Linked DNA regions of Homo sapiens: region 1 is linked to region 2. Evidence: chromatin loops called from intact Hi-C (ENCODE). Cell type or tissue: Caco-2. All regions are shown on one strand. Links, peaks and the distances in the headings refer to the core of each region. The heading gives the core; the rest is flanking DNA.

Region 1 (15,694 bases), core at 4,709-12,708, 54 kb before region 2:
GCAGGAGAAGGAAATAAAGGGTATTCAATTAGGAAAAGAGGAAGTCAAATTGTCCCTGTTTGCAGATGACATGATTGTATACCTAGAAAACCCCATTGTCTCAGCCCAAAATCTCCTTAAGCTGATAAGCAACTTCAGCAATGTCTCAGGATACAAAATCAATGTACAAAAATCACAAGCATTCTTATACACCAACAACAGACAGAGAGCCAAATCATGCATGAACTCCCATTCACAATTGCTTCAAAGAGAATAAAATACCTAGGAATCCAACTTACAAGGGACGTGAAGGACCTCTTCAAGGAGAACTACAAACCACTGCTCAATGAAATAAAGGAGGATACAAAAAAGGGAAGAACATTCCATGCTCATGGATACGAAGAATCAATATCATGAAAATGGCCATACTGCCCAAGGTAATTTATAGATTCAATGCCAACCCCATCAAGCTACCAATGACTTTCTTCAGAGAATTGGAAAAAACTACTTTAAAGTTCACATGGAACCAAAAAAGAGGCCACATCGCCAACTCAATCCTAAGCCAAAAGAACAAAGCTGGAGGCATCATGCTACCTGACTTCATACTATACTACAAGGCTACAGTAACCAAAACAGCATGGTACTGGTACCAAAACAGAGATATAGATCAATGGAACAGAACAGAGCCCTCAGAAATAATGCCGCATAGCTACAACTATCTGATCTTTGGCAAACCTGAGAAAAATAAGCAATGGGGAAAGGATTCCCTGTTTAATAAATGGTGCTGGGAAAACTGGCTAGCCATATGTAGAAAGCTGAAACTGGATCCCTTCCTTACACCTTATAGAAAATTAATTGAAAATGGATTAACAATTTAAACGTTAGACCTAAAACCATAAAAACCCTAGAAGAAAACCTAGGCATTACCATTCAGGACATAGGCATGGGCAAGGACTTCATGTCTAAAACACCAAAAGCAATGGCAATAAAAGCCAAAATTGAGAAATGGGATCTAATTAAACTAAAGAGCTTCTGCACAGCTAAAGAAATTACCATCAGAGTCAACAGGCAACCTACAAAATGGGAGAAAATTTTCGCAACCTACTCATCTGACAAAGGGCTAATATACAGAATCTACAATGAACTCAAACAAATTTACCAGAAAACAACAACCCCATCAAAAAGTGGGCAAAGGATGTGAACAGACACTTCTCAAAACAAGACATTTATGCAGCCAAAAGACACATGAAAAAATGCTCACCATCACTGGCCATCAAAGAAATGCAAATCAAAACCACAGTGAGATACCATCTCACACCAGTTAGAATGGCGATCATTAAAAAGTCAGGAAAGAACAGGTGCTGGAGAGGATGTGGAGAAATAGGAACACTTTTACACTGTTGGTGGGACTGTCAACTAGTTCAACCATTGTGGAAGTCAGTGTGGCGATTCCTCAGGGATCTAGAACTAGAAATACCATTTGACCCAGCCATCCCATTACTGGGTAGATACCCAAAGGACTATAAATCATGCTCCTATAAAGACACATGCACACGTATGTTTATTGCAGCACTATTCACAATAGCAACGACTTGGAACCAGCCCAAATGTCCAACAGTGATAGACTGGATTAAGAAAATGTGGCACATATACACCATGGAATACTATGCAGCCATCAAAAATGATGAGTTCATGTCCTTTGTAGGGACACGGATGAAATTGGAAATCATCATTCTCAGTAAACTATCGTAAGGACAAAAAACCAAACACCACATGTTCTCATTCATAGGTGGAAATCGAACAATGAGAACACATGGACACAAGAAGGGGAACATCAAACTCTGGGGACTGTTGTGGCTTGGGGGAGGGGGAAGGGATAGCATTAGGAGATATACCTAATGCTAAATAACGAGTTAATGGGTGCAGCACACCAGCATGGCACATGTATACATATGTAACTAACCTGCACATTGTGCACATGTACCCTAAACGTTAATGTATAATAATAAAATAAAATAAAATAAAGAAAGTTTACACAGCACACAAGGAATCTGGCTGCTCCACCCTAATCTTCTATTATGCAAATGGAGCATTTGCCAGCACCCTGTTGCCTGCTTCTTACTGTACATGTGGTTAACAAGGAAATGGGAAGAGGGTGTCACCATTTTAAACATGCGCCGTCCGCAGTTAGTCCCTTTTCCTATTGGCACAGCTGCCGACATTTATTCATGCAAGCTTTCAGCTTGCTTATCGATGTTTGGAGCTTGATTTTACAGGCTGTTCTTTGTTAAAAAAGAAATAATTTGTGGGCTGCTTTTTATTAAAAGGAAAGCTTTACGAAGGACTTTCTTGCCCTCACTCACTATCTGCCTAAATAATTTCTTTTTAACTCCTGTATCAATAATAATGTCATGGGAAACATTTATGATGTATTTGTATGTATGAATAAGCAAGATAGCAAACTCTAGTTGTTCTTTTTAATTTATTTTTACAAAAGTGTTGTGTACAAATGTAATTTAGTTACATGCATAGACTGCATAGTGGCGAAGTCAGGGCTTTTAGGGTATCCATCATTCAAATAATTTACATTATAACCCTTAAGTAATTTCTCATTATCCAGCACCCACCCTACCTTCTCACCCTTTTACTTCAGGTTTGCTGGGCCTCAATGACAAATAAAACAAAGATAAATTAATTGTTTTCTGGGAGTTAGAATTAAAAATCAACCTAAGAGAAAAGATGACTCCTAAGCCAAAATTTGTGATATATATATATATATATATGTGTGTGTATATATACACACACACACAGAAACATGTTTCTGTGTGTGTGTGTGTGTGTGTATATATTTGTTTATACTCAAGAAACTTATCCAGTCTTTCCCTCTGCACAAATCCAAAATTAAAGCCAAATGGTTCTATGTGATAAACATCATGGTAATAACTTCAAAAAACAAAAAAAAAAGCTTCCTCCAGTGAATGTAAATTTAAAAAAATGAAACAACTGTTTCTCCAGATGTGCAGAAATCAATATAAAGACACATAAAGACAGAGAAAACACAGAAAAGCAAGGTTTATGACACTTTCAAAGGAACACAATAATTCTCCAGTATTCCAAGAAAAAAAAAATAATTGAAAGGACTTTAAAAGACTTTTAGAAGGCTTCAAAATATAGATTTTAAAGAAGCTCAAAGAGATGCAAAAGAAATCTAAAAACCAATACAAAAATAAATAAATAAATTTAGAGTATGAATGGGAAATGTGCCAAGGAGATAAATATCTTTTAAAAGAAACCAAAACAAAATTATGGAACTGAAAGATTTACTGAAGGAAAAAGAAAATACATTCAATGATCCAATAGTAGACTGAAAAGGCATAAACAGAATTTTCAGACCTTTAAATGGGTCTTTTAAAATAATCTACTCAGACAAAACTAAGAAGAATTTTAAAAAACGAACGAAAACTTTGAGATGTTTCTGACTACATAAAGTGACTAAACATAAAAATTATCAGTGTTTCTTAGAAAGAAAAAAACATGAAAAAGTTTAGAAAACCTATTTAAGAAAATAAATGATGAAAAATTTCCAAGTCTAGCAATAGAATTAGACATACATATACAGGAAGCTCAGCAATCACCAGTAAAATAAATTGCAAAACAGACTTCATCATGGCACATGATAACCAGAATTTCTAAAGTCGAAATGAAATAACTAATTATAAAATCAGCAAAAGAAAAGCATCTAGTCATTTATAAAGAAAACCACATCAGACTAAAAGCACACTTCTCAACAGAAACTTTACTGGCCAGAAGATAATGGAATGGCACTTAGAGAGTGTTGAAATAAAAGTGCCAGCCAAAAATTTTACATCAAGGTAAATTAACCTTCACAAATGAAGAAGAAATAGTCTTACCCTGACAAATAAATGCTGGGGAAACTAATTACCACTAGACTGGGTCTATAAAAGATGTCAGGGATTTCTTTTTTTTTTTTTTTTTTTTTTTTCTGAGACAGTTTTGCTCTTGTTGCCCAGGCTGGAGTGCAATGGCACAATCTCGGCTCACTGCAACCTCTGCCTTCCAGGTTCAAGTGATTCTCCTGCCTCAGCCTCCCAAGTAGCTGAAAGTACAGGCACCCGCCACCTCACCCAGCTAATTTTTGAATTTTTAGTAGAGACGGAGTTTCACCATGTTGGCCAGGCTAGTCTCAAACTCCTGACCTCAGGTGATCAACCCACCTCAGTCTCCCAAAGTGCTGAGATTTCAGGCATGAGCCATTGTGCCAGGCCGGTACTTCTAATAGAAAAACAAAAGATTGATATTCACCATCATTAAAACATACAAAAGTATAAAACTAACAGGTCTTATAAAACAAAAGACAAAAAGAAATAAATCAAATCACAACATGACAGAATTTTATTAAACCAGAAAGATAGATGAAAAAAAAAACAAAATAATTAACATTATGATAGTAACAAAACCTACATGTTAATATTAATATTAACCATGGCCGGGTGAGGTGGCTCATACCTTTTGGAGGCCAAAGAGGGTGGATCACCTGAGATCAGGAGTTTGAGACCAGCCTGGCCAACACTGTGAAAACCCATCGCTACTAAAAATACAAAAAATTAGCTGGGCACGGTGGTGGGCACTTGTAATCACCGCTACTCAATAGGCTGAGGCAGGAGAATCACTTGAACTTGGGAGGCAGAGGTGGCAGTGAGCCGAGATCGCACCATTGCACTCCAACCTGAGCAACAAGAATGAGACTCCATCTCAAAAAATAAAAAGAAAAAGAAAGAAAAAATTAACCTTGAATATAAATTAATTAAATCCTTCATCAAAATGTATAGATTTATGATATGAATAAGAAAAAATCGTCCAACTCTATGGTGCCTACAAGAATCTCACCTTACTTGTAAGACACATATAGATTAAAAATAAGGGAGGAAAGATATCAACAGAAACAGAAACCAAAAGCAAACAGGAGTATCTGTATGTATATCAAATAAAACACTTTAAATAAAAAGTGCAACAAAAAGGGTAAAGAAGGTAATCATCCAATAATAAAGAAATCTTTTCAGCAAAAAGATATAACAATTCTAAATATCTATGCACCCAACATCAAAGCACCCAGATTTTAAATAGAAATATTATTAAACCTATAGAAAGAGATAGTAACACAATGATAGTGGAGAAATTCAACATTCTACTCACAGCATCAGAGAGACCATTGAGATAGGAAATTGGCAAATCAACAAAGTACCCCCATAAATCACAATTATATCAACTACCTACTTAGATCACAGGAGAATAAAACTACAAATCAATATCAAGAGAAATTTCAGAAACTATAAATTTACAAAGAATTTAAACAACATACTCCTGAACAGTCACGGTGTAAATGAAGTAATTAAGATGGCCGGCCAGGGGTGGTGGCTCACAGCTGCAATCCCAGCACTTTGGGAGGCTGAGGCAGGTGGATCCCCTGAGGTCAGGAGTTTGAGACTAGCCTGGGCAACATGGCAAACCCCATCTCTACAAAAAATACATATTAAAAAAGCTAAATGTGGTGGTGCACACCTATAGTCTTAGCCACTCGGGAGGCTGAAATAAAAAGATCGCTTTAGCCTGGAAGGCAGAGGTTGCAGTGAGCCAAGATTGTGCTACTACACTCCAGCCTGGGTGACAGAGTAAAACCCATCTCAAAAAGAAAATTAAAATGAAAATTTAAAAATTGTGGGAAAAAAGATGGAAATAGAAATGCAATATAATAAAACCTGTGAGATATGCAAATATAGTACAAAGAGAGCAGTTTATAGCCTAAATGCCTGCATCAAAAAAGTAGAAAGCTTACATATTAAGGACTTGACATCACACTTCAAGGAACTAGAAAATTAATAACAAACCAAATTCCAAGTTACAAGAAAAAAAAAAACAAAAATCAGAACAGAACCAAATGAATTTAAGACCAAAAACAATAAAAATGATCAACAGAATAGTTGATTTTTCAAAAAGACAAAATTGATAAACTGCTAGCTAGCTTAACCAAAAGCAGAAGACAGATCTAAATAAACAATCAGAAGTGAAAGAACAGACATTTCAATGGATACAACAGTAACACAAACCAATAATGAGTAGCATGATTGAGGCAGTAATAAAAAAAGTCTTGAAAAAGAAAAGCTCGGGAGTAGATAAATGGACAGCCAAATTCTACCAAATGCACTAAGAATAATAATCCTCCTGAAACTCTTCCCAAAAATTCAGGATAATGAAATTCTTCCTAAGTCACTCTGAGGTATCACCTTGACACCAAAACTAGTCAAGAACACAACAAAAAAAACTATTATTATGTTATTATTATAAAAAATAGATAAATGGGATTCAAACTAAAATGTTTAGGCACAGCAAGAAAAATAATCAACAGGGTAAATAGGCAACCTACAGAATAAAAGAACATATTTGCGAACTATGTGCCAACATGTAACTAATATTCAGAATTTACAAATAATTCAAACAACTCAAAAATGTCATAATAATAAAAAAAGGATTCCATTGAAAATAGGCAAATAACATTACTAAGCATTTTTCAATAAAGAATACAAATAGCCAACATGCATATGAAAAAAAAAAACTCAATCTCAACTAAAAATAGAGCTACCATTTGATTCAGAGATCTCATCATTGGGTATCTACCCAAAGAAAAATCATTTATTATATGAAAATGATATCTGGGCCAGGTGCGGTGGTTCACGCCTGTAATCCCAGCACTTTGGGAGGCCAACGTGGGCGGATCATGAGCTCAGGAGATCGAGACCACCCTGGCCAACACGGTGAAACCCCATCTCTACTAAAAATACAAAACATTAGCCGGGCATGGTGGCGGGCGTCTGTAGTCCCAGCTACTCGGGAGGCTGAGGCAAGAGAATGGTGTGAACCTGGGAGTTGGAGCCTGCAGCGAGCCAAGATCGAGCCACTGCACTCCAGCCTGGGCGACAGAACAAGACTCCGACTCAAAAAAAAAAAAAAAATGCTACCTATACTTGCATGTTTACTGCAGCATGCTCACAATAGCAAACAATATATACAAGAAAAGTTTAATATTAAAAATATATAGGAAATTCAAAGTAGAGGCAAGTATAATAAAAACAATTACAATCCACCTGAAAAATGGTCAAAAGACTGAAAAAATATTTTGCCAACATATACAAATAACCAATAGATATATAAAAACGTGTTCAATATCACCTACCAACAGGCAATTGCAAATGAAAACAATGAGGAACTACCATTTCAAATCTGTTAGGATTGCTAATATCAAAATGAAAAAATAGAAAAATAACAAGTAACATCTGTCATTAATGTTCCTAAGATTTCTGAAACAAATCTTAATATCACCACTGCTCTCACACATTTCAGACATGATGGGAAAAGAAAACTTAAGAAATAATCTTATATGCAGCTGCTCAAAAATAATCAAGAGGCGTTCTTATATCCCCCCAAAGCAATGGAACAACAGGAATAACATGTGATACCTCATAAGCCATAAAGAGGACCTTAGCTCTCACAAGACCCTCAAAGGAAAATCACTAAGTAGGAAGTGGAGCCCTTAGAGAATTTAAGGGTATGGAACAAAAGATGCTCCTATTTGAGAGCTAGAAAAAAAAATGACTTTCTAGGAAATATTTCCATTGAAGCAGAGCAACACATACCACATTTTAAGGTCTGGAATTCTTTGACCTTTGTACCTCTTGTCTTTGTTATCTGCCTCATTCATGCTTAGCTATCTGAGTATTTGACTACTGTCTCATATCTCTTCACATTCCAGGGCTCTTTTATTTGCTTAAAGCAGGAGATCAGATCAATGTTAGAGACATCAAGGCCTGTTTTGTTAGAAAAAAAAGTAATATGACTTGCTGGGATTCTCCAGTTACCAACCTAGTACTCTGTTCAGTAGAGAGGAGAGAATATTATGAAGGATTCTAGAATTTTAATTCCAAAATACTGTTTTCTGACAGAACCTTTAGAATATTTAGGTTAAAATATTTAATATGTATTTTAGTTTTCTGGATCCTTAGCTCTACTGTTCAATACTATTGAATTTAAAATTGGTGATGAATATTGGATTTTAATACTTGGGGAAAATACTTTATGCCACTGAATTTCTAGAATTATCATTAATCTAGAGTGAAAGATACAGTTTAGCTCAAGAAAGGGGAAGTTTCCTGTTAAGATATAACATCTTGAAAATTTTCTTTTCTATTCCAATAACTTCAAGTTTTCCTTAATTTTATTGATCTAAAAATAATTTATGCATAGCAAAAATTCCCAAAATCATTCTACAAAGGGATAAAATAGAAGCTTTAAGGTATATTAGGAAATCTGGGGAAAAATTACTCTCACCTAAAGAAAGCAGGTTTCTGTAGTTCTCTAACACCGCATCTCTATATAAATTTCACTGAGCAGGATTCAGACACACCCACTACTCCTGAGAGAATTCTATGGCCACAGCCTTGAATATTAACATCTTCTAAAAAACCCCAAACACCCACACATATTTAGAAAGTGGCCATAGGCAGAATGGTTAATTTTACTCTAGGTGTTTGAGAGTTAAGAGAACTGGCTCTGTTTTACATGAGACTGAAATTATCCAGTAAAATATTATTTAATAGAGAAAGCTTCTCTAATGTATTCCATCATTCTGAGGAAAGAGAATAAGATCCACAAAACCAGTGTAGGTACTATACTTTTCTGATGATACAGCATAAAATGTATGGCACAAACACAAGCATATACAGTTTTGAGTGCTATATTTACATTATACAGAGTAAACTGTGTATAGTTCCCATATGGAGAAGTCACAGGACATTAGAAATTACCTCTCAAATTTTAATGCATACATCAATAAACTGGAGATTTTGTTAAAATATGTATTCTAACTCAACAGATCTGGGATGAGACCTGAGTTACTGCATTGCTAACAAACTGACCAATGATGTCAATGATTCTAGCTTAAGGAAAATACTTTTTAAAACATATAGTAAGTGACTGAACCTGGGTTTTATCCCACTGTATATGACCAGTAAAAAAAAGATGACACACTTCATTTTCCAAAGCAACGTATAAACAAAGATAAACTATTAAGAAAAGGAATGTAAGAAAAATGGATGTGCTGTGGTCAAGAATAGGCCGAGGTAAACATCTGGTTCAGCATGACTCAGTGAGTTTGGAGCACACATGCACAATTCTACTCATTATGTAACCTGGTTGTGTAAGATCATACTTGGCTCTCAGCCACTATTATGTGTTAGGAGTACACAGAAAGGTGGACAGGAGAGGGAGAGAGAGTAAAGCTGCTGACCCTGTACACAGGGCTCATGACCAGGCTTGTGACCATAGAGAGAATAAAGCCATGCCAAAACTCCCCACCAATCCTCGATTGTTTTTCCAGCAACCCACCACTCACCCACCGACTCCCGTCAGACCTCAGCTTGGACTGGAACCTGATACTTGGTGTAACAGGGGAGATTTCAGATTAAATGTGTTTATTCACATTAATCAGAAAGTCTCTCCAAAGTAATTGTGAATAATACAGTTTTTATAAAGTAACTTTAGAGTGAAGAAATCCTGGCTGGGAGTGGTGGCTCACACCTGTAATGCCTGCACATTGGGAGGCCAAGGCAGAGGGATCATGATGTCAAAAGTTCAAGACCAGCCTGGCCAACATGGTGAACCCCATCTTTACTAAAAATACAATAATTAGCTGAGCGTGGTGTCTCATGCCTGTAATCCCAGCTACTCAGGAGGCTGAGGCAGGAGAACCACTTGAACCCAGGAGGCAGAGGTTGCAGTGAGCTGAGACCGTGCCATTGCACTCCAGCTCTGGATGACAGAGCAAGACTCCATCTCGGGGAAGGGGGAAGAAGTCTTTCAGAAAACACATTAACCAAGTGAATAAAATTAATGGGACAGATTGGTATTATGTGCTGATACATATAGGATGATGCAACATGACTTCGGTGAAATTACTGGCCAAAAAATGTAAATCAGAATCAGAATCTAATTATGAAAAACATGTTTTATGTAAAGTTCAAGCCACATGTTGCCCATGTTTTGTAATTTCTAATAGTGTATTTAAATACTCTCTGTAGCATTCTAGAAGTCACATTTCTTTGAATTACTTCCTTTGCATATCTTTCTAATTATTCCAGGCTACCCATTCTTTTTCTTTTTTGGGGGGGGGATGGAGTCTACTCTGTCACACAGGCTGGTGTGTAATGGCACAATCTTGGCTCAAGGCAACTTCTGCCTCCTGGGTTCAAGTAATTCTCCTGCCTGTCTCCCAAGTAGCTAGGACTACAGGTACACACCACCTTGCCCAGCTAATTTTGTGTGTGTGTGTGTGTGTGTGTGTGTGTGTGTTTTTAACTGGAAAATGTTTTCCAGATTTATTGCTTGTGTGTGTGTTTTTAGTAGATACAGGGTTTCACCATGCTGCTCAAGCTGGTCTTGAACTCCTGACATCATGATCCACCCACTTTGGCCACCCAAAGTGCTGGGATTACAAGTGTGAGCCACCGTGCCCAGCCTAATTCTATCCTTTTGTTTTGTTTTGAGATAGAGTCTTGCTCTGTCACCAGGCTGGATTGCAGTGGCGTGATCTCATCTTCTCATCTCACTGCAACCTCTTTCAGTTTCAAGTGATTCTCCTGCCTCAGTCTTTTGAGTAGCTGGAGTTACAGGTACATGCCAACAAGCCCAGCTAATTTTTTATTTTTAGCAGAAATGGGGTTTCACCATGTTGGCCAGGATGGTCTCGATCTCCTGACCTCGTGATCCACCCGCCTCGGCCTCCCAAACTGCTAGGATCACAGGCATGAGCCACCACACCTGGCCAATTCCATCCTTTTTAAGTGTGCATTTAAAAATTATATTCTTCATAGAGCTGATGGAGCATTCAGATGGAACCTAAACAGTGCACTTTTCTCCCTCACTGATATCTGAGGACCCAGCACCATCCCCAATAAGAATGTTTTATATTCCCACCTGCCCAGGCTGACCTGTCAACATAGGGAATACTTCCAATATTTCAGCATATAAACTCAAGATGAGTATTATTTGTGATATGTAAGAAGCCTGGATGGAGAGAATAAAGACAAGTCTCTGATATATAGGGGAGAATTATTTTAAAGAAGTCCTTTCACTGTCATGAGAAGAAAAGGGGAAAGGTAGTTGAAATAATCTTCTTAGGCAAAAGCATCAGAAGTAGAAATGTAAATGACTGCAATTCTAAACACATGACATTCTAAAAGAAAATGTGGACACTGTTTTTACCTGGGACACACTTATCTGAGAATCTTGAGAATGTGTCTTTAAAGGCATCAGGACAGACCCTCTGAAGGAAGCAGACTGCTACTGCAGGACCCTGGAGACACTCCAAATACTGTGAGTGCCCCAAATGCAGAAGTGAGAAAGGGAGACCCTCCTCTCCCAAACACGCACCCCCACTGGAGAAGCTGAAAGTCTGTTTGTGGGATAATTTCCTGACTACCTGGAGCTGCATCAAATTAGAGCCAAGCTGAGTGAAATACAGGGGTGGAGCAGGCAGCAGGGAGGCCCTGGGGGCTTGATAAATCCCCAAGCAGCCCATTCCTGCCTGGCACCACAGGGATCCTTCAGGAGGGAGGACAGAGGAGCAGAGGTAAAATTCCAAGTGGAAAAAGACTTCCTTAGCTGAACTTTGTAACAATTTGAACGGGCCAAGAAGCCTCCTGCCCAGAACTCAGGGAAAGGCGCGAATCTGGCTTGCAGACTTCACAGGCGGGGAAGAACTAAAGCCCTTTTTTTTCCTGCAACTGGAAGGCAGAAAGCCTTGAGCAATTTTCAAGCCCAACTAGCCTTCCATCTGGAAACAGACTTGGGGTTGTTGTGGAGTACACAGTGGGAGTGAGAATGGCCCTCTGGTTTGCATGGGAGCTGAGTGAGGCCTGTGACTACTCGCTTTCCCCCACTTCCTTGACACTCTGTGTGGCTCAGCAGAGACAGCTATAATTCTCCTAGGTACACAACTCCAGTGACCTGGGACTCTCACCTGCATCCCCTACACCAACCACAGCAAGACCTGCCCAAGGAGAGTCTGAACTCAGACACGACCAGTGCCCCCTGCACCCAATGGTCCTTCCCTATCTGCCCTGGTAGGGGAAGACAAAGGACATATAATGTTGGGAGTCCTAAGGCCCCACCCACCACCAGTCCCTCTGCACACTACTACAGCTGATGCTTTCTAGAAGTGCTACCTACTGGCAGGAGGCCCACTAGCAAAAATAAATACATACATAAAGCATTAAACCATCAAAACTAAGGACTCCCACAGAGGCCACTGCACCCTTCACCACCTCCACTGGAACAGGCACTGGTATCCATGGCTGAGAGATCCACAGTCGATTTACATCACAGGACTCTGTGCAGACAACCCCAAGTATCAGCCTGGAGCAGGGAAGACTCACTGGGTGGCTAGACCCAGAAGAGAGACACCAATCACTACAGTTCAGCTCATGGAAAGCCACATCCACAGAAAAAGGGAATACCCTGTGGGTCAAAAAATCTAAACAGTTTTCAGCCATAGACCTTCCCTCTGACAAAGCCTACCCAAATGAGAAGGAACAGAAAAGCAAACCTGGTAATATGACAAAACAACGTTCATCAACACCCCCCAAAAAAATTACACTAGTTCACCAGCAACAGAACCAAACCAAGAAGAAATCCCTGATTTATCTGAAAAAAAAGGAGTCAGGAGGTTAGTTATTAAGCTAATCAGGGAGAGATGGGAGAAAGGCAAAGCCCAACACAAGGAAATACAAAAAATCACACAAGAAGTGAAGGGCAAAATATTCAATGAAACAGATAGCTTAAAAAAAAAATTCAGGAAACATTGGACACACTTTTAGAAATGTGAAATGATCAGGAAATTCTCAGCAATAAAAATTAACAAGTAGAAGAAGAAATTCTGAGCTCAAAGACAAGGTATTTGAATTAACCCAATCCAACGAAGACAAAACAGAATAAGAAAATATAAACAAAGCCTCCAGGAAGTCTGGAATTATGTTAAATGACCAAACCTAAGAATAATTGGTGTTCCTGAGGAAGAAAACAATTCTAAAAGCTTGGAAAACATATTTGAGGGAATAATCAAGTAAAACTTCTCTGGCCTTACCTAGACATACAAATATAAGAAGCACGAAGAACACCTGGGAAATTCATAGCAAAAAGATCTTCACCTTAGCACATTGTGATCAGGTTATCCAAAGTTAAGACAAAAAAATCTTAAGAGCTGTGAGACAGAAGAACCAGGTAACCTATAAAGGAACACCTATCAGATTAACAGCAGATTTCTCAGCAGAAACCTTACAAGTTAGAAGGGATTGGGGCCCCACCTACAGCCTCCTCAAACAAAACAATTATCAGTCAAGAATTTTGCATCCAGTGAAACTAAGCATTATATATAAGGAAAGATACAGTCATTTTCAGACAAACAAATGCTGAGAGAATTCACCATTAACAAGCCCCTAATACAAAAATGCCAAAAGAAACCTTAAATCATAAAACAAATCCTGAAAACACAACCAAACAGAATCTCTTTACAGCATAAATCAAACAGGATTTATAAAACACAAATACAAGATAAAAAACAAAAATGAAAAACCAAAAAAAAAGGCCAGGTGTGGTGGCTCATGCCTGTAATCTCAGCACTTTGGGAGGCCAAGGCGGGCAGATCACAAGGTCAGGAGTTCAAGACCAGCCTGGCCAATATGGTGCATCCCCGTCTCTACTAAATACACAAAAATTAGCCACGCGTGGTGGTGGGCACCTCTACTCCCAGCTACCTGGGAGGCTGAGGCAGGGGAATCGCTTGAACCTGGGAGGGGGAGGTTGCAGTGAACCAAGATGGCGCCACTGCACTCCAGCCTGGGTGACAGAGTGAGATTCCATCTCAAAAACAAACAAACAAACAAAAAACAGAAAAAAAAAAACACAAAACAAAAAAAACACCAAAGTATGCAGGCAACAAAGAGCATAATGAATGCAATGGCACCTCACATTTCAATAGTAACATTGAATGTAAATGGCCTAAATGCTCCACTAAAAGATACAGAACTGCAGAATGGATAAGAACTAACCAATCAACTATCTGCTATCTTCAGGAGACTCACCTAACACATAAGGACTCACATAAACTTAAAGTAAAGGGGTGGAAAAAGGCGTTTCATGCAAATGGACACCAAAAACAAGCAGGGGCAGCTATTCTTATATCAGACAAAACAAACTTTAAAGCAACGGTGGTTAAAAGAGACAAAGAGGGACATTATATAACAGTAAATGGCTGGTCCAACAGGAAAACATCCCAACCCTAAAGATATATCCACCTAATACTGGAGGACCCAAATTTATAAAAACAATTGCTAATAGACCTAAGAAATGAGATAGACAGCAACACTATAATAGTGGGGAACTTCAACTCCACTGACAGCACTAGACAGGCCATCAAGACAGAAAGTCGACAAAGAAAGAGTGGATTTAAACCATACCTTGGAAAAAAATGGACTTAACAGATATATACAAAACATTTCATTCAACAACTGCAGAACACACATTCTCCTCAACAGCACATGGAACTTTCTCCAAGACAGATCATATGATAGGTCATAATACGAGCCTCAAAACATTTAAGAAAACTGAAACTATATCAAGCACTCTCTCAGACCACAGTGGAATAAAACTGGACATCAACTCCCAAAGAAAACTTCAAAGCCACGCAAATATATGGAAATTAAATAAGCTGCTCCTGAATAACCATTGGGGCAAAAACCAAATCAATATGAAAATTAAAAAATTCTTCAAACAGAATGACAATAATGACACAACCTATCAAAACCTCTGGCATACAGCTAAGGTGGTGCTAACAGGAAAGTTCATAGCCCTAAATGCCTACATCAAAAAGTCTGAAAGAGTACAAACAGAAAATCTAAGGACACACCACAAGAAACTAGAGAAACAAGAACAAACCAAACCCAAACCCAGCAAAAAAAGAAAATAACCAAGATCAGAGCAGAACTAACTGAAACAAAAAAAATACAAAAGGTAAATGAAACAAAAAGCTGCTTCTTTGAAAATATAAATAAAATTTATAGACCATTAGCAAGATTAACCAAGAAAAGAGAGAAAATCCAAATAACCTCACTGAGAAATGAAACAGGAAATATTATAACTGACACCACTGAAATACAAAAAAATCATTCAAGGCTACTATGAACACCTTTACACACATAAACTAGAAAACCTAGAAGAGAAGAATAAATTCCTGTAAAAATACAACCCTCCTAGCTTAAATCAGGAAGAATTAGATACCCTGAACAGACCAATAACAAGCAGTGAGATTAAAATGGTAATTCAAAAAATTACCAATAAAATGTCCAGGACCAGACGGATTCACAGAATTCTACCAGACATTCAAAGAACTGGTACCAATCTTTTTGACACTATTCCACCAGATAGAGAAAGAAGGAGCCCTCCCTAATTCATTCTATGAAGCCAGCATCACCCTAGTATCAAAATCAGGAAAAGACACAACTAAGAAAGAAAACTGCAGGCAAATATCCTTGACAAACATTGATGCTAAAATCCTTAAAAAAAATACTAGCTAACTGAATCCAACAACATG
Region 2 (12,129 bases), core at 131-8,130:
GTCCCAGCTACTTGGGAGGCTGAGGCATGAGAATCACCTGAACTCAAGATCTGGAGGTTGCAGTGGACCGAGATGGTACCACTGCGCTCCAGCCTGGGTGACAGAGGGAAACTGTCTCAAGACAACGAAAACAAGCCTTAGGTCAAAATAAGTGAAAAAACCTTTTCAAGACACAGATATGTCTTAATCATGTGTCAAGTCAGGCCATCCAATTACTTGAGAGACTGTCCCACCCCATCCTACTCACTAAAGTGCTCAATAACCCCCTCTCAGGAGACTCTGAACTATGCCCCAGTGAGTGTCTCAGGCGCATTTTACTCTGCAAGTTCTTACACCATCTCACTGGGGTCAGTTTTTTGCGGTTTGTTTTTGTTTTTGAAATGGAGTCTCACTCTGTCGCCCAGGCTGGAGTGCAGTGGCGTGATATCCACTCACTGCAACCTCCGCCTCTGAGGTTCAACTGATTCTCCTGCCTTAGCCTCCTGAGTAGCTGCGATTACAGGCCTGTACCACTACACCCAGCTTTTTTTTTTTTTTTTTCGTATTTTTAGTAGAGATGGGGTTTCACCATGTTGGCCAGCTGGTCTCGAACTCCTGACTTCGTGATCCACCCTCCTTGGCCTCCCAAAGTGTAGGGATTACAGGCATGAGCCACCATGCCTGGCCCTCGTTTTTGTTTTGTTTTGTTTTGTTTTCTAGAAATTTTTTACTATTTTTCTGTTCTCTAAAGGAAACCAGGAGGCAGAAATTATTTGTTTTCTCCTCAATACTGGTATCTGATTGACTGACCAGCAATGTGTCTTTAAGAAATGAAAGCTGGGTTGGGTGAAGACAATATTAATGTCTCATAAAATTAGCTTTAAAAAAAAAAGTGCACTAGGAAATGCCTTTTAGACTCAGGGCATCCACCTGCGCACTTGGGACGCTACACTCAATACCTCAGATTTTCCTATGAGAGAATATGACCCAGAAGCTGATATTTACTAGACACTCTAAGCAGACATAGCCATGGTGGGTATCTTCGTTTATCCCAATACAGTACTGAAACCCAGGTCCAAGAAAACCGAATGGTGACTGAAGACACATCACACTATAGTTTCCAAAAGGAAAACTTGACCCAAAAACATTCTGATAAGATATCTGTGACTAGGGAAGATAGAAGAAAAAAAAACGCAGAGATATTTTACAATACAGTGTCAGGAGATTATTCTTTGCTTTCTTCTCATAGGAAATATTTACAAAAAGAAAACAAACCTTTTTAAATGTGCCATCAAATGCTTTGTCAAAAAATGATTAATTGGCCGGGTGCAGTGGCTCACGCCTGTAATCCCAGCACTTTCGGAGGCCAAGGCGGGCGTATCACCCGAGGTCGGGAGTTTGAGACCAGCCTGACCAACATGGAGAAACCCTGTCTTTACTAAAAACACAAAATTAGCCAGGCATGGTGGCACATGCCTATAATCCCAGTTACTAGGGAGGCTGAGGCAGGAGAATCGCTTAAACCTGGGAGGCGGAGGTTGCGGTGAGCCGAGATCGTGCCATTGCACTCCAGCCTGGGCAACAAGAGTGAAACTCTGTCTCAAAAAAAAAAAAAAAAAAAAAAAAAAAAAGATTAATTGGCCAGGCGAGATGGCTCACGTCTGTAATACCAGCTCTTGGGGAGGCTGATGCAGGCGGATCGCTTGAGGCTAGGAGTTTGAAACCAGCCTGGACAACATAGTGAAGCCCGGTCTCTACTAAAAATACAAAAATTAGCCAGGCGTGGGGGCGGGCGCCTATAATTCCAGCTACTTGGGCGACTGAGACAAGAGAATCATTTGATCCCATAAGGCAGAGGTTGCAGTGAGCCTAAATCACACCACTGCACCACTGCACTCCATCCGGGGTGACCGAGCAAGCCTCTGTCTCAAAAATTAAAATAAATAAATAAATAAAAATTAAAACAGGTATCAAAATCTACCCTAAAGGACAAATAGATGATAAAGTGAATTAGGGAGGGGACATTGGCATTTGGGAATGTCAGACAAAACGGGAAATTTAGTATTTTCCTGCAAGCCAGAGTTAGGCTGGAGGAATAGGGGATGAGGGGTGGACTTGAGGCCCTGCTTGGGATACATGTGAAAATTTCAGGAAAAAAGCAGTCCCCTGTGGAGTGTGAAAATAATTAAGTGGCAGGCAATTAGATTGAGGTGGCTCTAGTCCCCGGATTTCTACTTCTAAAAAAAAAATCTAAACTCAAGAGCATTTTTTGGTAAATTACTACATTAGCGGAAACAAAATTCTTGCTTAACCAAGAATAAGCTGACAATTAAGCTCTGATTACATAACCAGGATATTCCCACCTTAAATGTAAAAATTAAGAAACGAGGCTGGGCACGGTGGCTCACGCCTGTAATCCTAGCACTTTCGGAGGCCAAGGTGGGTGGATCACCTGAGGTCAGGAGTTGGAGACCAGCCTGGCCAACATGGTAAAACCCCGTCTCTACTAAAAATAAAAAAATTGTGGTGGCGGGCGCCTGTAGTCCCAGCTACTAGGGAGGCTGAGGCAGGAGAATCGCTTGAACCCAAGAGGCGGAGGTTGCAGTGAGTCGAGATCACACCACTGCACTCCAGCCTGAGCAAAAAAGTGAGACTCTGTCTCAAAAAAAAGAAAAAAAAAAAAAAAAAACGACAACCTAGATTGCTGTACCTAGCCAATTATTGAATTTGGTTTTCTTTATCATGAACCTTGTAACAATCTTTTCTTCAGGCCCCTTCCATGGACCACAAAAGTACAAACCACAGCTGGGTGTGGTACAATTTTTGAATCATTCTTTTATTAAAGTATTTAATATTTTTGCAGTGACGCCCATAAATTTTTAATGGGAAAAAAGAGGGCCTGGGAACCCCACAGACCAAAGCTCTTCCCGTTCATGAACCCGCAACCCGAGTCAGGATTCTCCCCTGACGACCCTCCCCGGGTCCCTGAACAATCTGGGAGAGACGCGGGGCTGCGGGTCCACAGCTGCCCAGAGAGGGCTCCAGGACAGGGCACAGTCACTGCGCAGGGAAGAAACAGGACTCCTGGGGGTCTGGCTGTCAGCGCAGCCGCCATCTTATTTCTGAAGGGGACTGAGGTCGAGCTGGGCGCAGATTGTGGAGCTGACTGGGGGGAGGCCTGAGTCCCGCCACAGCCGCTTCCCACCAGTTCCAACCAGCCCCCTCCCCTCTCTCGGGATGTCGGACTGGCATTCTCACCATTTCTAGGCTTCTAGGGGGTCCTGGCATCTTAGCTGTGGATCTCCAATACCTGCTGGTAACAGCGCCACAGAGGCTGGGCCTCTAGGAGCAGAGGACACAGAGCAGTGAAGACAGACCTGGGACTCCGGCGACAGCGAGAGACAAAGGCCCCGCCATATCCCGGAAGCCGCTTTGTCCAGTCCAGCTGTGTGCCTGATTGGACAGTTCCCAGCCCAACGTCCCTAGTTGGATAACGTTTAAGGCCCCGCCTACTCAGACCCTGAGTGATAGAAGATGTGATCACACCCTAGGCTGAAGAAAGAGTGACAGCCTAAGCTGCAGCCTTATCGGGCAGGGCTTCCTCCCTGAGCTGAGCCAGGCCCACCCCAGAGCATGGGAAAATTCTATATCTTTTTTGCTCTCTCTCTTTTTCAATGTATTCAAAATGTGAACAAACATATTTTATGTATATTAATAATACATATAATTTTTGTTCAAGAGAAAATCAACTTTTACTTTAGTAATAATGTATTATCAGCACTAAAGCTAATTTGATAAACCGTTATAAGTAAATCCATCAGCTGGGCGCGGTGGCTCACGCCTGTAATCCCAGCACTTTCGATGGCCAAGGCGGGCGGATCACATTAGGTCATGTGTTGGAGACCAGCCTGACTATCATGGTGAAACCTCATCTCTACTAAAAATACAAAATTAGCTGGGCGTAGTGGCACGTGCCTGTAATACCAGCTTCTCGGGAGGCTGAGGCAGGAGAACTGCTTGAACCTGGGAGGTGGAGGCTGCAGTGAGCGTGGATCGCGTCATTACACTCCAGCCTGGACAACAAGAGTAAAATTCCGTCTCAAAAAAATAAAAGAAAAAAAAATTAGCTGGGCATGGTGGCGCACGCCTATAACCCCAGCTTCTCGGGTGGCTGAGGCAGCAGAATTCCTTGAACCCGGGGGGCTGAGGTTGCAGTGAGTCAAGATCCTGCCACTGCACCCTAGCCTGGGCGACAGAGCGAGACTTTGTCTCAAAAAATAAAATAAAATAACAAAAATAAAGTCCATCAAATTTGTCTTTTTGACCATTCTAGATTTTTATACATATTTTATGATCTCTTATACTTTTTTTTATTTTTTATTTTTTGTCTAGACGAAGTCTAGCTCTGTCGCCCAAGCTGGAGTACAGTGGCGCCATCTTGGCTAACTGCAACCTCTGCCTCCTGGGTTCAAGCGATTCTCCTGCCTCAGCCTCCCGAGTAGCTGGGATTACAGGCGTGCATCACCAAACCTGGCTAATTTTTTGCATTTTTAGTAGAGACGGGGTTTCACTATGTTGCCAGGCTGGTCACGAACTCTTGGCCTCAGGTAATCCACCCGCCTCAGCCTCCCAAATTACTGGGATTACAGGCGTGAGCCATCGTGCCTGGCCATTTTTTAAATTTTTATGTTGTATTTTAATCTACATTATTTTTATATTTTCAATTTGAAACAACCTTTAAATAATTTCAAAGTAGACAAAATGTTTCTAACTTTCTTCATCAAAAGCATATTTTGCTTTTGTTTATACACTGTTTTTTTATTTCCAGGAGAGGCTTGCTCTTTCGCCCAGGCTGAAGTGCAGTGGCGCAATCTTGGCTCACTGCAACCTCCGCCTCCCAAGTTCAAGCGATTCTCCAGCCTCAGCCTCTGGAGTAGCTGGGACTACAGGTGTAAGCCATCATGCCCGGTTTATTTCTGTATTTTAAGTAGGGACTGGAATTTGCCTTGCTGTTCAGGCTGGTCTCAAACTCCTAAGCTCGAAATGATCCACCTGCCTTGGCCTCCCAAAGTGTTGGGTGTTGGGATTACAGACGTGACCCACTGCGCCTGGCCTTTGTTTATACACTCTCTATAAAAAAATTGTTTTACACCTAGAAATCTTAGTTTTTATATATATATATATATACCCTTAACAAACTAATTTTTAGTGAAACCCCTAGGAAGTAATTTTGAACTGTTTTGTATCAATATTTGTAGATAAAAAATTTTATGTTTTTTAATAAAAGACGTTTATTCAAATTTTCTGTTAAGTAACAGATCTAAATATAGTTAGCTTTTCTATATCATGTTAAAAAAAATTCTGGGCTGGGTGCAGTGGCTCACGCCTGTAGTCCCAGCACTTTGGGAGGCCGAGGTGGGTGGATCACGAGGTCAGGAGTTCAAGACCAGCCTGGCCAATATGGTGAAACCCCCATCTCCACTATTAAATACAAAAATTAGCTGGGCGTGGTGGCGCGTGCCTGTAGTCCCAGCTACTCAGAGGCTGAGGCAGGAGAATCGCTTGAACCTGACAGGAGGAGGTTGAAGTGAGCCAAGATCAGGTCACTGCACTCCAGCCTGGGTGACAGAGTGAGGCTCTGTCTCAAAAAAAAAAAAAAAAAAGATTGTGGTCACTCATGATGGCTCATGTTTATAATCCCAGCACTTTGGGAGGCCAAGAAATGAAGACTGCTTAAGCCCAGGAATTTGAGATCAGCCTGGGCAACATGGCAAAAACATGTATCTAAAAAAATACAAAAGTTAACTGAGCATGGTGGCCTGTACCTTTAGTACCAGCTGTTCAGGAGGCGGAGGGAGGAGGATTGCCTGAACCAAGGAGGTCGAGGCTGCAATGAGCCCTGATTAAGCCACTGCACTCTATTCTGGGTGACAGAGTGAGACCCTTTCTAAAAAATAAAAAATAAACCAAAAACAGCCAAAGCATAGAAAGTTAAACTTACGGGGTTTGGGATTATTTTTTGTTTATTATTATTATTATTATTTCCAAAGTTTTTAAGGTACAGAAGATGTTTGGATACATGGATAAGTTCTTTTGTAGTGATTTCTAATATTTAGGAGCACCCATCTCCCAAGCAGTGTGCACTGTACCCAATATGTAGTCTTTTATCCGTCACTCTTCTCCTACCCTTGCCACTGAGTACCCACAGTCCATTATATAATTCTTATGCCATTGCATTCTCATAGCTTAGTTCCCACTTATAAGTGAGAACATACAATATTTGTTTTTTTCATTTTTTAGTTACTTCACTTAGAATAATGTTCTTCAACTCCATTGAGGTTGCTGCAAGTGCTATTATTTTATTCCTTGTTATGATTGAGTAGCATTCATTGGTGTATATATATTATTATAAATATATTATATATTATTTATATATATTATATATATATAAAGAAAATGTGGTATATGCCACATTTTCCTTTTCCACTCATTAGTTGATGGGCATTAATTAGGCTGCTTCCATTCTTTTGCAATTGCAAATTGTGCTGCTATAAACATGCATGTGCAAGTATCTTACTCATATAATGACTTATTTTTCACCATGTAGATACCCAGTAGTGGAATTGCTGAATCAAACGGTAGTTCTACTTTTAATTTTTTAATGAATCTCCATACTGTTTTCCATAGTGTTGTACTAGTATACATTCCCACCAGCAATGTAAAAGTATTCCCTTTTCACCAAAACCATGCGAACATGCATTATTTTTGATGTTTTAATTATGGTCATTTTTGCAGGAATAAGGTGGTATCACATTGTGGTTTTGATTTGCATTTTCCTGATCATTAATCATTAGTAATGTTGAGCATTTTTATCTACGTTAGTTGGCCATTTGTATATCTTCTTTTGAGAATTAATTAAGTCTCATCTGTCTTTGTTTCATGTTGCATGTGCTTTTGGGTTCTTGGTCATCTACGCTTTGCCAAAGCCAATGTCTAGAAGAGTTTTTCCAGTATTACCTTCTACAATTTTTATAGTTTCAGGTCTTAACATTTTTGATCCATCTTGAGTTTATTTTTGTTTTGCTTAGTCTTGCTTTGTCTATGCAGGTTCTTTTTTGTTTCATATGAATTTTAGAGTTTTTTAGTTATGTGAGGAAATTATGATGTTATTTTCATAGGAATTGTATTGAATTTGTAGCTTGCTTTTGGTAATATGATTTTTACAATACTAACCCTACCCATCTATAAGCATGGGATGTGTTTTTATTTGTATGTGTCATCTATGATACCTTTCAGACATATTTTACAGTTTTTCTTGTAGAGATCTTTCATGGCCTTCATTAGGGATAATCCTAATTATTAGTATTATTTTTTTGCAGCTGCTTTAAAAGGGGTTGAGTTCTTGATTTAAATATCAGTTTGGTCACTGTTGGTGTATACCAATGCCACTAATATGTGCACATTAATTTTGTATCCTAAAACTTTACTGAATTGATCAGATCTAGATGCTTTTTTATGAGTATTTAGGGTTTCCTAATTATATGATTGTAACATCAGTGAACAGTGACAATTTGACTACCTCTTTACCAACTTGGAGGCTCGCTACTTATTTCTTTTCTCTAATTGCTCTGGCTGGGACTTCCAAGTACTATGTTGAATAGAAGTGATGAAAATGGGCACTATTGTCTTGTTCCATTTCTCAGAGAAAATGTTTCCAACTTTTTCCTGTTCAGTTTAATGTTTGCTGTGGGTTTGTCACAGATGGTTTAAAAAAAAATTGAAGAGATTGATTCTGAGCCATATATGAGTGACAATGGCCTGTGACACAGCTCTCAGGAGGTTCTGAGAACATGTGCCCAAGGTGGTCGGGGCAAAGCTTGCTTTTATACATTTTGTAATGAGACATCAATCAAATAGTTTTTTGGGTTTTTTTTTTTTGTTTTTTTGAGATGGAATCTCACTCTGTTGCCCAGACTGGAGTGCATTGGCGCGATCTGGGCTCACTGCAACCTCCGCCTCCCAGGTTCAAGAGATTCTTCTGCCTCAGCCTCCCAAGTAGCTGGGACTACAGGCACCCGCCACCACGCCTGGCTAATTTTTTTTTTTTTTTTTTAGTATAGATGGGGTTGCACCGTGTTAGCCAGGACGGTCTCGATCTCCTGACCTCGTGATCCGCCCGCCTCGGCCTCCCAAAGTGCTGGGATTACAGGCATGACCCACTGTGTCTGGCCCAGTTTTTGTTAAAGAATTACAGCAATTAGCTATACAAAACATAAGCATTGTTCTGAAAAATTAAATAAAATAATTTTGAATAAGTTTAATAATTAATTTACTATTGAGGAACACATTTACCATAGTTACAATGTTTTTACCTATGAGGAGATGTGCTCTGCCACAAGGGTTTGTGATAAAGAATCTTCTTAATTACTATATTTTGCGAGACTCGATATTATCTTTTTTTTTTTTTCTTTTGAGGCAGAGTTTCACTCTTGTTGCCCAGGCTGGAGTGCAATGGCACAATCTTGGTTCACTGCAACCTCTGCCTCCAAGGTTCAAGTGATTCTCATGCCTCATCCTCCAGAGTAGCTAGGACTACAGGTGCACACCACCACACCCAGCTAATTTTTGTATTTTTAGTAGAGACGGGGTTTCGCCATGTTAGCCAGGCTGGTCTCGAACTCCTGACCTCAGGTGATCCACCTGCCTTGGCCTCCCAATGTGCAGGGATTACAGGCGTGAGATACTGTACCCATCGGAATTATTTCTTTTAGTAGTTTAGAAACCTTGATTGCCTTTTCAGACTTGGTAGGAAAAGCCTCAATCCAAACGGTAAAGGTGTCAATGAATACTAATCAATATTTAAACCCTTTACACGGGGGCATCTGAGTATAGTCTATTTGCCAGTCTTCACCAGGGTATGCTCCTCTATGCTGAACAGGCCTTACTAAAGGAGGAGGTAAACATTGGTCATTTGGGTTGTTCCAGGCATATAGTTCACAGGCCTGGGTTACCTGGTTTACTCTTTTAAGTAATTATTTTTCTATAAAAAGCCGAGATATTAAACAGGGAATTTATTCCCAAATGAGTAGAGTCATGCAAATGTTTAACTATTTTTTATTGATTAGCACCTCATATCAGGTTAATTGGAGTGTCTAGCAAAATGTCTGCTATTTCAATAAGTGTCCCCTGTCATCCACTGGTGTCTTTTGGCTTATAGAACTCCTCATACTTGGTGTGGGCTTAAACCTCAGAATGTTGTTCTAAAGCCAGTTTATTGGCTTTATCTACTGAAAGAGAAATTGCTACGACTTCCCTGAGGCATCCGGGCATGATAAGGAAGTTATGTAAGAAAACCGAAGTCACTGAAAAACAGCTTAGAGATTATGTAAAATGGCATCTATGGGCTTGTCAATCTATCCCCGTGACCATACAGTTTGGGGGTGAAACAGACCCATTATAATGGGTCAAAACAGAGTAAGCAGTCCAGAAGAAAGTTAATATTCTTTTTTTTTTTTTTTTGAGAAGGAGTCTCACTCTGTCGCCCAGGCTGGAGTGCAGTGGCATGATCTCAGCTCACTGCAACTTCGGCCTCCCGGGTTTATGTGAATCTCTTGCCTAAGCCTCCTGAGTAGCTGGGATTACAAGCATGTGCCACCACGCCCAGCTAATTTTGTATTTTTACTAGAGATGGGGTTTCTCCTTGTTGCTCAGGCTGGTCTCGAACTCCCGACCACCCACCTCAGCCTCCCAAAGTGCTGGGATTACAGGCATGAGGCAACTCGCAACTCATCTAGCTTCCTTTTTTTTTTTTTTTTTTTGAGACGGAGTCTCTGTTTCCCAGGCTGGAGTGCAGTGGCACGATCTCAGCTCACTGCAACCTCCGCCTCTCAGGTTCAAGCAATTTCTGGCTAATTTTTTGTATTTTTAGTAGAGATGGGGTTTCACCATGTTGGCCAGACTAGTCTTGAACTCCTGACCTCAAGTCATCCACCCACCTCGGCCTTCCAAAGTGCTAGGATTACAGGTGTGAGCCACCGCACCTGGTGAAACTTCATATTCTTAACTGCCATGGCAAAAAATACTGAGGCTTTTCCAGATATATGGCTAGTTGTCTGATGGAAACCGTGGTGGAAGGTCTCAGTCCCCGTCACTCTTGGGTGCTTGCCTGGCTGTTTTACCCATCATTAGTTCACGTGCTGATGGCTCTCTTCAGAACACTGGACAAACCCTCTTCCAGTGGTCAGTTTTCTTACAGTGTGCAACCTGATTTATGCCCAAGGCACAGTGACTCGGACACCCAGGTTTAGGCTTCCCACCTTTCAGCTTCCCTTGTTCAACCCAAGACCCAGGAGGGCAACCCCATGTGGGAGGTTAGCTTAAGGTTGCAACCAAGACCTGCAACTTGTGGGAGGTCCTTCTTCCTCTTTCCGCTACCTCCGCTTTGTCCCTGTTATTAAAAACTAAAAATGCCATATCCAAAGCTGTTCCAGAGAAGTTTGGGGACCCATAGCTGCTTTTAGTAGTTTTCTATGGATATCAGGGGCAGACTGGGTTATAAAATGTACTCCCAGAAGGGTCTATCTTTTCATTGAGGCAAGATCAGTGTTAGTATATTTTCTGATTGCCTCAACTAAACACTATTAAAACAAAGCTGGATTGTCATCTTTGCCCTGAGAAAGTTGCTTAACCTTTTCATTGTTAACAGGTTTTTTCATACATTTCTTCATCTCTTTCAACAAACAAGTGACCATATGATCTCTTCTTCCAAGTCCTCACACCCCCTTTGATAGTTCCACTCTAGATCTTGATCTGGAACTGCTATACCTCCTGTCTGATATATATTATGGTTCGGGTTGCAAGCCAATACCTCATCTGCATGAGTCCTAGCTGTCCCCAAAATGCATTGTTTTTCTTCCACTGTATAACACAGAGACAACAAAATGTACAGATCCTGCCATGTTAAACTGTAGGTCAGAGTTAACTTCTCAAACTCACCTATGAATTTTCCTGCATCTTCAGAGAAATGACCAAACTTGTCTTATTATAGAGCCAAACCAGACAGAGAAAAGGGGACACCTCCTCTCACAGGCCTTCTTCCCCATTTGCAACCTCTGTAGGTGGACAAAGATTTCCCCTTGGAGGTTGATAGGCAGCTCCACTATGAGTAGTACTCACTGGGCTAAGTTCTTCAGGGAGTGGTGGGTACAGAGTGGGACTAGAAGGGTAGGGAGGAGGGACAAATGGTTCTCAATAGAACTTTCAGGTGTATTAGTGGGAAAAAAGACCAACACATCTGAACCTTCAGACCTGACAGAAAGGTTCTGCTTCACCCAAAAATGCCCGCTGAACCAAGTGGCAGGGGGGCTTGAAATAAGGATCATCTTGTATGTCCAACTCTTTTTCTTCTATTTCTCTCATGAAACATGGACATGCCTGCTGCAGGGTTTCATTCTGACTGAGAAGCAAAAATGCTTGAACATATGGTATTTTATCCCATTTTCCCTACCACTTACAGAATAAATTGAGTTGAAGTATAAATATCCGTTAGAGGCAATTTTTCCTGTATCTTTCTGAAACTGCTTGCTGCTTTTCCATGCGTACCATCCTTAAGAAAGGGCACACTCTTAACCCAATCCGTAATCTCTGTTCCTGAGGTTTTAGTAACCTGATACTTCTGTTTTGTTGTAGACAGCCCTGACGATGAGTTTTCACCCCAGAGAACAGAATGACAAAAGATCAAGATGTGCTTGAAAAAGCTGATGGGGGGCATTGGGTCAGGAAAGGCCAGGCTGTCTAAGCATTCAGAGACACCTGTGCAACTGTCCTTGCAATTAGGAGCCAGGCCCCAAAAAGCTTCCCACTGCTTGTGTCTTTGACCTATGCTAGGCCCTGCTGTTGATTAGTTTCCTCTACTGAGCAGGTAGCTTATAGTTGGAGTATTTATACCAAGGAGAATGTTCCAGGCCAGCCCTCAGTCAACTTAAAATAATAAAAAAGGTTAAAATGTAACCTGAAATACATTTACTCAATGTCAGATATTGAGGATAGCCAAGAGGAGGACAGATTTAAGTTGCCCTGAATATATATTTTAATTAGCAGCCATTGAAAGTGAGTCTTTTTGAAAAAGTGAGAAGGCAGTTCCTAAGTTAT

Evidence for each region. A loop is a pair of places that touch in the nucleus more often than their neighbours do. Peaks named below come from ENCODE experiments on the same cell type or tissue, not always from the same donor. Only the 100,000 strongest peaks of a DNase experiment are listed, where the experiment ranks them.
Region 1: it touches region 2 in a loop (7-fold over the local background); 2 of 110 quality-filtered maps call a loop at or near these places.

Annotation. Positions count from the first base shown.
Region 1 is chr19:24,133,830-24,149,523 of GRCh38, reverse strand. It overlaps LINC03085 (long intergenic non-protein coding RNA 3085), which reads right to left and starts at 3,049. Exons shown (of 1, transcript NR_186350.1): 1 at 2,443-3,049. In Caco-2, for the core only: no CTCF peak of the experiment used is centred there; no DNase peak of the experiment used is centred there.
Region 2 is chr19:24,078,446-24,090,574 of GRCh38, reverse strand. It overlaps ZNF254 (zinc finger protein 254), which reads right to left and starts at 3,388. Exons shown (of 4, transcript NM_203282.4): 1 at 3,238-3,388. The coding sequence starts at 3,267. RefSeq lists enhancers at 3,013-3,102, 3,163-3,212, 3,263-3,342. In Caco-2, for the core only: no CTCF peak of the experiment used is centred there; a DNase peak (open chromatin) is centred at 3,454; H3K4me3 peaks cover 956 bases.